2 separate regions of the Mus musculus genome follow, and region 2 is linked to region 1. The links are chromatin contacts, found by Hi-C or POLR2A ChIA-PET in ENCODE. All regions are on one chromosome and are shown on one strand. The core of a region is the stretch at or near the end of the contact, and the rest is flanking DNA. Distances in the headings are between cores, read along the strand shown. Region 1 holds the start of Tmem170 (transmembrane protein 170). Region 2 holds the start of Terf2ip (telomeric repeat binding factor 2, interacting protein).

Region 1 (5,585 bases), core at 1,993-4,492:
AGGGCTACACAGAGAAACCCTGTCTCAAAAAAGCAAAAAAAAAAAAAAAAAGCACTGATGTCTTCCAGACGTTCTGGGTTCAACTCCCAGCAACCACATGGTGGCTCACAATTATCTGTAATGGGATCCTATGCCTTCTTCTGGTGTGTCTAAAGACAGCTACAGTGTACTCATATACATAAAATAAATAAAAAAATATTTTTTAAAAAACCTTCAACAGATACATCATATTCTGTAAATGTATTACTGACTTGTCTAAGTTGGATCCATTCTTGACTCCAGCAACAGCATAATCAAAATATTCTTGGGTGTGATTAATTTGACATTAATTTAGTGAAACCCTATGTTCAGAGAACAAATGTCATTCCTGATTATTACAAATGACAACTAAAAGCCAGTCTCGGTGGTGCAGGCCTGGAATCTCAGCACCAACGCCTGGAAGGCTCAGGTTCTCTGGCCACCTCGGCTACACAATGAGGCCTTGTCTCAAACAAACAAACACAAAGAAACAGCAAAAGAGATCAGAGCAAGTCAGAAGGAGACTCTGGCAGAACTCTAGATGTCCAAATTACAAAAGTGGATTTAAAAAAAAAAATCAATTCAAAGCTTTTTAGTGTAGAGAAACCACAGAATATTTTAGGGCAATGATCTGCCATGAGTTAGCATAAAGTACAAGTTAACTTTTCCTGTGTGACCAAAGTAGAAAGGGAATCAGGCTCAGGACTCTGAATAGATTCCTAGTAAGAGGGCCTTAGTGTCTCTAACTAGGGGGAAACCTTTAAGTACGCATTATAACCAGAATTCCAAATGAAGATGAGACACTGCGGGGATGGGGCGTGCTCATGATGCACTCTGGTCAACTTGAGGTCAAGGGCTATCTGTTCTGCATTAGCCTAGTGTTTAGCTTGTTGTGATCCTACCCAGGTTTATACCTCCAGTCAGGAGCCCACATCGGCTAGAAGGGTGACCCGATGAAGGAATGAGTCCTGGTAAATGGTACCCTTGTCACAGCCATAGCAGGAATAAAACCCAAATACATCATGCGGATTAGCATTTTCAGGAGAGTCTGGAGAGATGGCTCAGCAGTTGGGAGCGGCTGCTGCTCTTCCAGAGGATCTGAGTTCAGTTCCCAGTGAGCCCTGAGCGCTGACGCATTATGGCTCATGTCTGACTCTTGATTAGCATCTGGACTTCAGTAAGGCTTCTGACCGGCTCCCTTTTCTCAGCTCACAGGCCATCTGCCTTTTTTCCTTCTTGGTAAAACAACTCTTTCTCTCACCAAATAAAAACAGAAACAAAATGAAAAAAAAAAAAAAGAATCACAAAGAAGAAACAGTTCAGAGATAGAGTGGTTGCTGCTCTTTCAGAGGACCTGAGTTCTATTTCCAGCAACCAGGTCAGATAGCCCAGCCACCTGTAACTCCCGGCCTCTGGCCTGGGTGGGCACCTGTACTCACATCCACACACCCAAACACATGCATATATTTAAAATTTTTTTTCTTTTTTCTTTTTTTGAGACAAGGTTTCTCTGTGTAGCTCTGGCTGTCCTGGCACTCACTTTGGAGACCAGGCTGGCCTCGAACTCAGAGATCTGCCTGCCTCTGCCTCCTGAGTGCTGGGATTAAAGGCGAGCGCCACGATGCCCGGCAATTTTTTGTTTTTAAGAAAAAAGCTATTTGGTTGACTAGAGAAAAATTTAAATAAGGCCTATTTAAATAACATCCCTTTATCCGTGTTATGGATTTTAGAAGTGATCTGACTTGGGGGCACCGTGACAGTGACAGGACACACATCCCTGGTTCAGAAGTTTTGAGCTCAAGAATCCTAATGTCTCGTCTTCCGCAGTGCAGGAAGTTAAATTGTGATGTGTACACACATGCACATTGATGTGACCAAGGCTGTAAAACCAGAATAGTCCTGCTTTGCATGAGACATCCATCAACACCAGCCAAATATACAACTGTGGCCCCATAATCTAGCCTACCATCTAGGCCTACCTAACCCCACCTATGATGGTCTCACAAGTGCCTAATGAGCCTCAGCTTTTAAGTAGACATGTGACTTTTACCACCCGAACTAAGCATATGGGTACTTGTTATTCTCTGTTTCGCCTTCTCAGGTTTGGAAATCTCCTTAATAGTTGGGAGAGAAGTAAGAAAATGAGTTAGAACAGACTCACTGAATCCTAGGAAAGAAAGAACCCTTCATCTTTTGGAGAAGGTCGCCAGAATGCTGTGTGTCTGTGTGTTTACTTATTTGTAATCACTTTCAGATTTGTTTGTTTATTTATATATGTATTTATTTGTAATCACTGTCAGGTGGGACACTAGTACTTCTGGAAACAATCTGAACTCCCAGACTCTTTTCTTGTGGGCAGGATCACAAGCTAACATCTTCAGCTGCCACAAAACAAAAAGGCAGCCACCTTGTCAGCTACTACACAGGCAGGTCCCAGGTGTCCACCGAGAGGCGCCTGGCAGTCGCTGCCCAGTAGATGAGACTCACAGGTGTCTGGTCGAAGGTTGCAGTCAGCAATCCCACCCGTCATCCTCTTTTACAACGTCACTGGGTTAGTTTCTCTTTGCGGCAGTGTCCTAATACCCCTACCCCCCCACACCCCACCCCACCCCCGCCTCTGTCGTCTTGCCTTCAAAAACCCAAAGCAATCATGCCCTCCCCTGAGGGCCTTTATTAATAACCTCAGGGGATCATTCTCTTCTCCACAACTTTCTGAATTGTAGCAGTTCTACAATGTAAATGTAACTTTAAAAGCCCTCCTGGCAGAAGGCGGCGAAGCCCGGGTAAGAGCTAAGAGCAATTTAGAAGTTCTGTCTTAAGTTCTTCTAGGTGCGGGTGGGGGAATCCGCAACAGGTCTGAGCAGGCTGGTGGGAAAGTGGGTGTAGGACAGAGTCAGAGGACAGCGTCAGCACACAGGCTCTCAGAGGAAGGATACTAGCAGTCACTAGGACTGGACAGCCGTCGCCCCAAGTGCGATTCCAGGGCTGCCTCGGCCTCGCCCTGGGAGGCAGGCGACAGGTGCGCAGTGCGCAGGCGCGGGGCGGGGCGTACCTGGGAAGGAGCAGAGCGAAGTGGAGTTGGGGCACAGGGTCCCGTTGCCCACCCGCGGCACGAGCTTCAGGCTGAGGATCTGCTGCAGGAGCCCGGCTGAGCCGCCGCCACCGCCGCTCCCCTCGCGCTCCATCCCGCCGCCATCCACCGCCCGCCGCGCCGCGGAGTACCGCACCTCCGCAGCCACGGCGTCACCTTTGGCCGGCCCTCTTCTCCCGCCCACTCCAACGGCGCTGCTAGAGTAATCGTTTCTCCTTCCAATCACAGGGCGCCGCAGATGGAGGGGGCGGGGTAACGGTTGTTCCCGCCCCCTGGCGCTGCGTTCGATTAGAGAAACCCACGGCATGCTGCGCCCCTAGTGGCAAGTTTCTTCTGCTCCATCTGGGTGTGTTGGGCTCTGCCCTCTTTAGTGCCACCTTTAAGTAGGACAAGTCCGGTGAGATTGCTCAGCGGGTAGAGGCGAGGTGTTTGCCTCCAAGCATGAAGGATTTGCCTTCCATCCCTAGGACTCATATGGTGAAAGGTGAGAACCAACTCCCATGGTTGTCTTTTTACCTTCACATACACATAGACTCACATACATTTTAAAATAGTATACAAGGATACATCACCAAAAATAAAAATTAAGTGACCACTAGCCTACTCAAATTTCTCTGTAGGACTGAATATGTATTGACAGAGAACCAGCCTAGCTGCACATCCCTAGATTCCAACCCCAGTTGCTTAGCCTGTCAAAGTCTATAGGTTCGCTGGGCGGTGGTGATACGTGCCTTTAAACTCAGCACTCAAGAGGTAGAGGCAGGCAGCTTTCTGAGTTCGAGGCCAGCCTGCTCTACTGAATAAGCTCCAGGACAGCCAGAGCTACATAGAGAAACTCTGTCAAAACCAAAACCAAAGCAAATACAAGACAAAACAAAAGACTGTAGGTTCAACTTCCGAACAACCAACAAGCAAAAATAAGACTTTTTAAATGGACCAAAACAGAGGCAGGCGGATTTCTGAGTTCGAAGCCAGCCTGGTCTACAAAGTGAGTTCCAGGACAGCCAGGGCTATACAGAGAAACCCTGTCTCGAAAAACCAAAAAGAAAAAAAGGACCAGAAATTCTCTAAGTCACAGAAGTTGAAACTTTTAGGAGCTGTGACCTGAGTTCCATCTCAGGAGCCCACGTGGTAAAAGAGAACCCATAACTGCAAGTTGTCCTTTGACCTGCACAGGTTCCCACACACATATGGCCATGGCTCTCCCTGGTTGTAAACTTGACGACGCCTGGAATGAACTAAAACCGCAATGGCTGGCGAAACCTGTGAGGGATTTAAAGTAGCAATACCTATAATCTGGATCTTTGAGGTGGAAAATCCACCTTTGATCTGAACCACGCCATCTACCGGTTTGAATATGCTTAGCCCATGCGAAGTGTGGCACGTATTAGGAGGTGTGGCCTTGCTAGAGGAAGTGTGCCACTGGGTAGGCAGGCATTGAGGTCTCCTAGTGTTTAAGCTCCACCCCAGTGCGGAGGAGACAGTTTCTCCTGCTGAGATTCTCTCAGCTCCCTCTCCAGCATGCCTGCTGCCCTGCTTCCTGTCATGATGATAATGGACTGAACCTCTGAAACTGTAAGCCAGCCCCAATGAAATGTTTGCCTTTATAAGAGTTGCTTCGGTCATGGTGTCTCCTCACAGTAGTAAAACCCAAACTAAGACACTGGCATTAGAACCTATTTAGAGATTCCAGTGTATACTGAAAGACCAGCGGGGTCATCCAGCCCCATGGACTGAACAACTCCTGGACTCTGGGCCTTCCATTAGTAGACAGCCATTGCTGGATTAGCTGGACCACTTCCTGTAAGCCACTCTATAAATCATATATATACATATATATATATATATGATACATTCAATAAATAATTTAACATATTCATTAATAAATATAAATATTTAAGTTCTCTCCCTCTGCAGAATCCAGACTAATACACATATATAATAAATCAATAACTTTAAAACCTTTTACAGCAACTGTTTTTCAGTATATTTAGACATCTTGTCAGCATTTTAGATTTTGTAGGATTTTTGCTTTTACAGGATAGCATGAACAATGCCAACAGCCCTTTCCCATAAGTGTGCTATATCCATTAATGCCCAGATGTTCACCTCCCTCCCAAAGGAAAGAAGTTAAAGTTGGGTTGGTTATAGCTCTGAGAGACGCCTTGCCTCATATGCCTGCAGCTCTGGGTTTGATCCCCAGCACTTCACAAAGGTCCCTAAGAAGCCTTCCAGGGAGAATCTGTAGATTGCCTATATAGACATGAAAATTTGGTGGTTTGACAGCCAAATGGAAGGACCTAGAAAGCAAAGCATCGATATTTTGTAGGGAAAATGTACTTTGAGACTTTTGAGTATTTGCCTTTTCTGGTCATCCAATCTTCTCATTTCTCCTTTGGAATAAACTCCCACAATTTCTATTACCTTTTTGGTTTGGTTTGTGATGAAGTCTTGCTGCGTTCTCTTGGCTGGCTTG
Region 2 (5,585 bases), core at 1,737-4,236, 130 kb after region 1:
CTGATTACCACCACCTAGCAGGAAACAGAGACGTGTAGTCAGAGGGGACCAATAGCATACACCCGCTCCTCCCGCACTCCTGGGGAGGGGAGCCATGATTTGTACTAACGTGCAATGTCCCTCTGAACTTCAGTCCCTCCTGACTAACATCTGCAATGTTCTTAGTCCTGTCATAGAAAAAAACAAAACGTTTCATATCTGGGATTCGAAACCCAAATGCCAGCTGGAGAGAGATGGCTCAGTGGTTAAGAGCACTGACTGCTCTTCTGAAGGTCCTGAGTTCAAATCCCAGCAATCACATGGTGGCTCACAACCATCCGTAATGAGATTTGAGGCCCTCTTATGGGGTGTCTGATGACAGCTACAGTGTACGCACATATAATAAATAAATCTTAAAAACAAAACAAAACAAAACAAAAACCCCAAATGCAAGTCAATAGCCTAGCTGCAGAAATGCTCACAACTTCCTACAGTGTGGACGGCAACATGTGGGGCTCTGAAGTGTGGTCTCTCCCATGAGGATGGACTCCTGGCAACAGGATGATAATGAAAATGCCAAATGCAGATTTTAGACAGGCCTAGCTACTTGGGAGCTTGGGAAGGAACATGTGAGGGAAGGGCAGGTCCTCAGACACCATGTTTACTTGTTATCAACACGATGGCCTCAGAGCTACCAGGATCACACTCTACTGTGTTTCAGTAACTTGAGGAATCTTTCATTTGAGAATAAGTGATTTGGGCAGACAGACCATCTGTTTTTAACTTTGGGGGACTTTCTGGAATAAAACAGTCCTCAGGAAAAAAACTTCAAGAAATGCCAAGGACAATTAGGAAAAAGAAGGGGATATCATATTATTCACATGCACAAAAATTATTTTAGCTGGGAACGTAAAAACTGGTTCATTTTAAAGCCAGCTCGCCGGGCGTGGTGGCGCACGCCTTTAATCCCAGCACAGAGGCAGAGGCAGGCGGATTTCTGAGTTCGAGGCTAGCCTGGTCTACAAAGTGAGTTCCAGGACAGCCAGGGATATACAGAGAAACCCTGTCTCGAAAAAAAAAAAAAAAAAAAAAAAAGCCAGCTTGTGGTGGTACAAACACTTTGGAGGCAAGTAGATCTAGATCTCTTAGTTTGAGGCTAGCCTGGTCTAGGGCAGCCTGTGAGTTCTACACAGGGAAACCCTGTCTTATAAAAACAAAAAACAAACAAAACTACCTGATTTCATTAGGCAACCGAGGATCACAGATTTGGTATAGACTTCCCTTCAGATATCTGTCCCAGTGCTTCAGAGCAATGCTAGGAAGCACACGAGGAACATATATTTTCATTAGCAGTACCCCGGAAATCAAGAGCCTTGTGCATGGAAGCAGCCATTAAGCCACACCCACAACCGCTGGGAACTCCCATTTTCTCATAAACCCAGGGCCGTAGTTTCTGACTTGGAAATGTGGGCATGAACATTTCTCTTGCAAGATTACTACTGAGATTAGACAAAGTTTGTATAGTGCCAGCGTGGTGTTTAACGGGTAAATTAAAGTCAAAGGTATATTTAAGAAAAGTAACTTGAGGGCTGGGTGTGGTGGTGCACACCTTTGATCCCAGCACTAGGGAGGCAGAGGCAGGCAGATTTCTGAGCTCGAGGCCAGCCTGGTCTACAAAGTGAGTTCCAGGACAGCCAGGGCGCCAGGGCTACACAGAGAAATCCTGTCTCGAAAAACCAAAAAAAAAAAGAAAAGAAAGAAAGAAAAGTGACTTGAAAGCAGCAGTAAGGCTTCCTTAAATTACCTGAAAACTGAGGTACTTTCTTTCGCTTGTGACTCAAAATTCCAACTACTGATTTAATAAACTCACCCATCCTCCGCTAAGGAATCCACTAAACTGCTCACACAAAGGACAACCAACCAGGGAGCCTGCAACCCATAAATTTAAACATTTTCTTTAAAATCCTTCTAAACCACACAAAGCAGAAACACAGCCATAAAAAGGAAACCCAGTTATTATCTAGAAGGTTTCTGGTATTTCCCTCGGGGATCAATAAGGGGATTTATTTATTGCTAGGGTACTAACGAAAGCAGCCATGGTATGTGACAGCTTAAACTAGTTATTTCCTACAGCTTTGGAGGGTACTATGTAGTTCCAGGCACTAAGAAGACATTCAAGTCATTGCTAGTGTTCTGTGGGTCAAGTGGACTAGAGTGTAGTCCTAAAAGCAACCAGTTAAAGGGAGGGTAATCTTATCTGCCTACTCAATTCTGGGATTTGGAGTGTTTTACAAAGATACCCCCAGCAGTGCAAAGGGAGCCTGGTGTATCCCGCTAAATAAGGCCACTTGCTCCCGTGTCACAGATCCTTTGAGTGACACATATGGGTAGGTACACTATTGTTTCAGAACGTACCCCCTTTTAACACCCAAGGTGCAGAATAACCTTGGATAGGCCAAGGATAATGTAAAGGTTCTTCTTTTAAGAACAAAGATATTTAACCATTTTCCAGTCTATCCGTTGGGGGAGTGGTTCAATTAAAAGAGCATTTCTTAGAAGGTAGGGAAAAGTTAGTTTCACTTTTCTTTGCTACCATTCCCGGTTTCTGTGCTGGCTTTCCCTAGGTATGCTCGTCCCTACGGCTAGGACCAGGGAACCCATCAGCCACGCAGTTGATCCTCCTGGGGCATCCTGGAGGCTGTAGGTTCTACGGCACTGCATCTCTGTCCCAGCATGTGCTCACCCACCGGAAAAGACAAGAGGGACCCCAGGCACAGTCGCCTTGGCGGGAAAACTCCAGGCACTTCCCATCGGAACACTGCAACAAGAGACACTTAGAGATCTTCAACGACACTTACTTCTTGCTTAGTTTCTGCTCGCCATCCACTTTGACTTCACTCTCCTGCAGCGTGGCCATCTTCCCCACTGGCCCGACCCAGAAAAAAAAAAATTATGACTAGCGTAGAACTAGAACTTCCAGGTCGTGGCTCTAAGTCCTGCCTCTTCCGGGAAAGAGGGCGGGCCCTCGGCCGGACTCTCGCTGCGCAGGCGCAGTGCTGGGCTCCTCCGGCGGAGAGTCCGTCTTAGTGGTGTCGTTTCTGCGCTTTACTTGTACAGCGGGGCGACAGGTATGGCGGAGGCGATGGATCTGGGTAAAGACCCCAATGGGCCCACTCACTCCTCCACTCTGTTCGTGAGAGAAGACGGCAGCGCCATGTCGTTTTACGTGCGGCCCAGCTCGGCCAAGCGCCGGCTGTCGACGCTCATCCTGCACGGCGGCGGCACCGTGTGTCGGGTGCAGGAACCCGGAGCCGTGCTTCTCGCCCAGCCCGGGGAGGCGCTGGCCGAGGCTTCGGGCGACTTCATCTCCACGCAGTACATCCTAGACTGCGTGGATCGCAACGAGAAGCTGGACCTGGAGGCCTATCGGCTGGGCCTGACGGAGCAGGCGTCCGATCCGAAGCCCGGGGCTTCCACCGAGGGCTCCACGGAACCGGAGCCGCAGCCCCTGACCGGGCGCATCGCCTACACCGACGCGGAAGATGTGGCCATCCTGACCTACGTGAAGGAGAACGCCCGTTCGCCCAGCTCGGTCACAGGCAATGCCTTGTGGAAAGCGATGGAGAAGAGCTCGCTCACGCAGCACTCCTGGCAGTCGCTCAAGGACCGCTACCTCAAGCACCTACGGGGTCAGGAGCACAAGTACCTGCTCGGGAACGCCCCGGTCAGCCCGTCCTCCCAGAAGCTCAAACGGAAGGCGGAGCAGGACCCCGAGGCCGCGGATAGCGGAGGTGAGGCCGGCACCTTCGGGGCTCCGGGGGGCGGGGCTGCCTGCCTGTCAGCGAGCGTCTTTTTGGGCGCCGTGGGTGGCATAGCTCAGCCCCTCTTCTCTGTTGAGGTCCGAAGCGAAAGTGCACCGTTTCCTCTTATCCCTTGTTTTCTGGTTTTAATTTGTCTTTTCATTTAACTTTTCCTTCCCGTTGACTGGATGTTTGTTCGTTGATGGATTTGGGTTTGGGAGGGCGGGGAACTTGAGTCTCTTCGCTGTGTCGCCCAGGCTGTCCCCAAACTCTATGCCTGAAATATTCTCCTGCCTTCGGAGTGACTGAGACTACGGAACAGTAACTAGTTTACAAAAACGGCTCTGTGTTCAAAAGGAACACAGTACAGTATATATGGAAATCTTCTACCCTTCCTACCCACCATACCCAGGAGGTAACAGGGTAACCTGTTTCTGTTTTCAGAAATTTCAAAGATATTTTCCCTTCCCCCTTTTTCCTTCCTTCCTTCCTCCTCTCCTTTTCTCCTTTTCCTCCACCTCTTCTTGCGCCTCCTCCTCCTCCTCCTCCTCTTCTTCTCATCCTCCATCTTTTTTATTTGAGAAAAGGCCCCTGGCCGTTCATTTTAAGATATTGCCTATATTCTGGTCTTACTCAATATAAACTATGTGAATGGCATGGCAGGTCAGTTTACTTTCCGTATTTTGGCTTAACTGAATGTACTTCTATATAAAGAGGAAAGTTGCTTTGTGGTCTTCTTAGGTGAGGTGAATTTCTAAGCACTTGAGGTTAAGATCTGGCTGTGATTAGTGTATAGTACAAAGGTGTCGCTTTTTTTACTTAGGTCGTGTTGTAAGTTTGTTTTTTGAGACAGCCAGGCTGGCCTCCCAAGTCTAGGCAATCCTCTTACCTCAGTCTCTAGAGTGCTGGAATCACACAGCTGAGCCACCATGCCTGGCTAAGATATCTGCCTTTTCTGTAACCAGTATTGACAGCTTAAATGGCAGACATTTTTGACTTTAAGGCATGCTTTCTCCATTTGGGCTGTGTGTGTGTGTGTGTGTGTGTGTGGGGAGGTAAAATCTATTTCTCTAGTTCAGCATGCTTAAAGAGCACTGAGTGCTCTTCCAGAGGTCTGAGTTCACTTCCCAGCTCACAGCCATCCTTAGTGGGAGCTGATGCCCTCTCCTGGTGTGTCTGTAGACAGCTACAGTGCGCTGTCAGTGTGCCAGTCTCTTGCTCTCCAGGTTCCTGAGTATTCTCTTTGCTCTGCCTCCCCCTTCCCTCCTCCCTCTTTTCTTCTCCCTTCTTTCCTCCCCCTCTCCTCTCATGGCCCAGTTTAGTGTGGACCCTTCCAGATGCCTCTGGCTACACTCTCCCTCATATCTACAATAAACCTCCACCATACTTAAAATCCTCGTGTCCTCATTTATTTCTTTTTTTTTTTTTAAATTCCTTAATTTTTATTCCTGGTACCACTACCACAATTTACAGGGCAATATACCTGATGTAATGAAAAGAAAAAGAAAAAGACAAAGCTACAACAGATAAAAGACCTCAGGAATGTACATCTAATTGACACTACATTGCATTAATCAATAGCTGCACTTTTTGCAAACTGTGGCTATGACAGTCCTGAACAAGAAGGGTTTCCTGTTTAAGCTGCAGTAACTTTTCTGACTATGGATCATCGTTCCTTCTGTGGCAGATTTTTACAGTTCCTCTAATGCATTTGGGACGACTGTCTCAAAGTAACCTGCAGCTTTCCTGACAACTCCTCGCTCTCTCTCCTGCTAAGAACTGTAGCCGTTTCTGTTTTATTTTAAA

What was found. Hi-C counts contacts between places; a loop is a spot of excess contacts on that map. ChIA-PET counts read pairs that join two places held with the same protein, here RNA polymerase II (POLR2A).
Region 2: a map of adrenal gland shows a loop between it and region 1 (2.4-fold over the local background). The contact joins the promoter of Terf2ip here to the promoter of Tmem170 in region 1. A Hi-C loop is called at or near these places in 2 of 37 maps with a recorded cell type or tissue (T-helper 2 cell and adrenal gland). POLR2A ChIA-PET finds 5 or more read pairs at or near these places in 1 of 5 experiments (embryonic stem cell).

The regions. Positions count from the first base shown.
Region 1 is chr8:111,873,433-111,879,017 of GRCm38, forward strand. It overlaps Tmem170 (transmembrane protein 170), which reads right to left and starts at 3,243. Exons shown (of 3, transcript NM_025781.2): 1 at 3,071-3,243. The coding sequence starts at 3,203.
Region 2 is chr8:112,008,373-112,013,957 of GRCm38, forward strand. It overlaps Terf2ip (telomeric repeat binding factor 2, interacting protein), which reads left to right and starts at 2,987. Exons shown (of 3, transcript NM_020584.2): 1 at 2,987-3,770. The coding sequence starts at 3,110. It overlaps Kars (lysyl-tRNA synthetase), which reads right to left and starts at 2,982. Exons shown (of 14, transcript NM_053092.3): 1 at 2,838-2,982. The coding sequence starts at 2,896. It also overlaps the pseudogene Gm6793.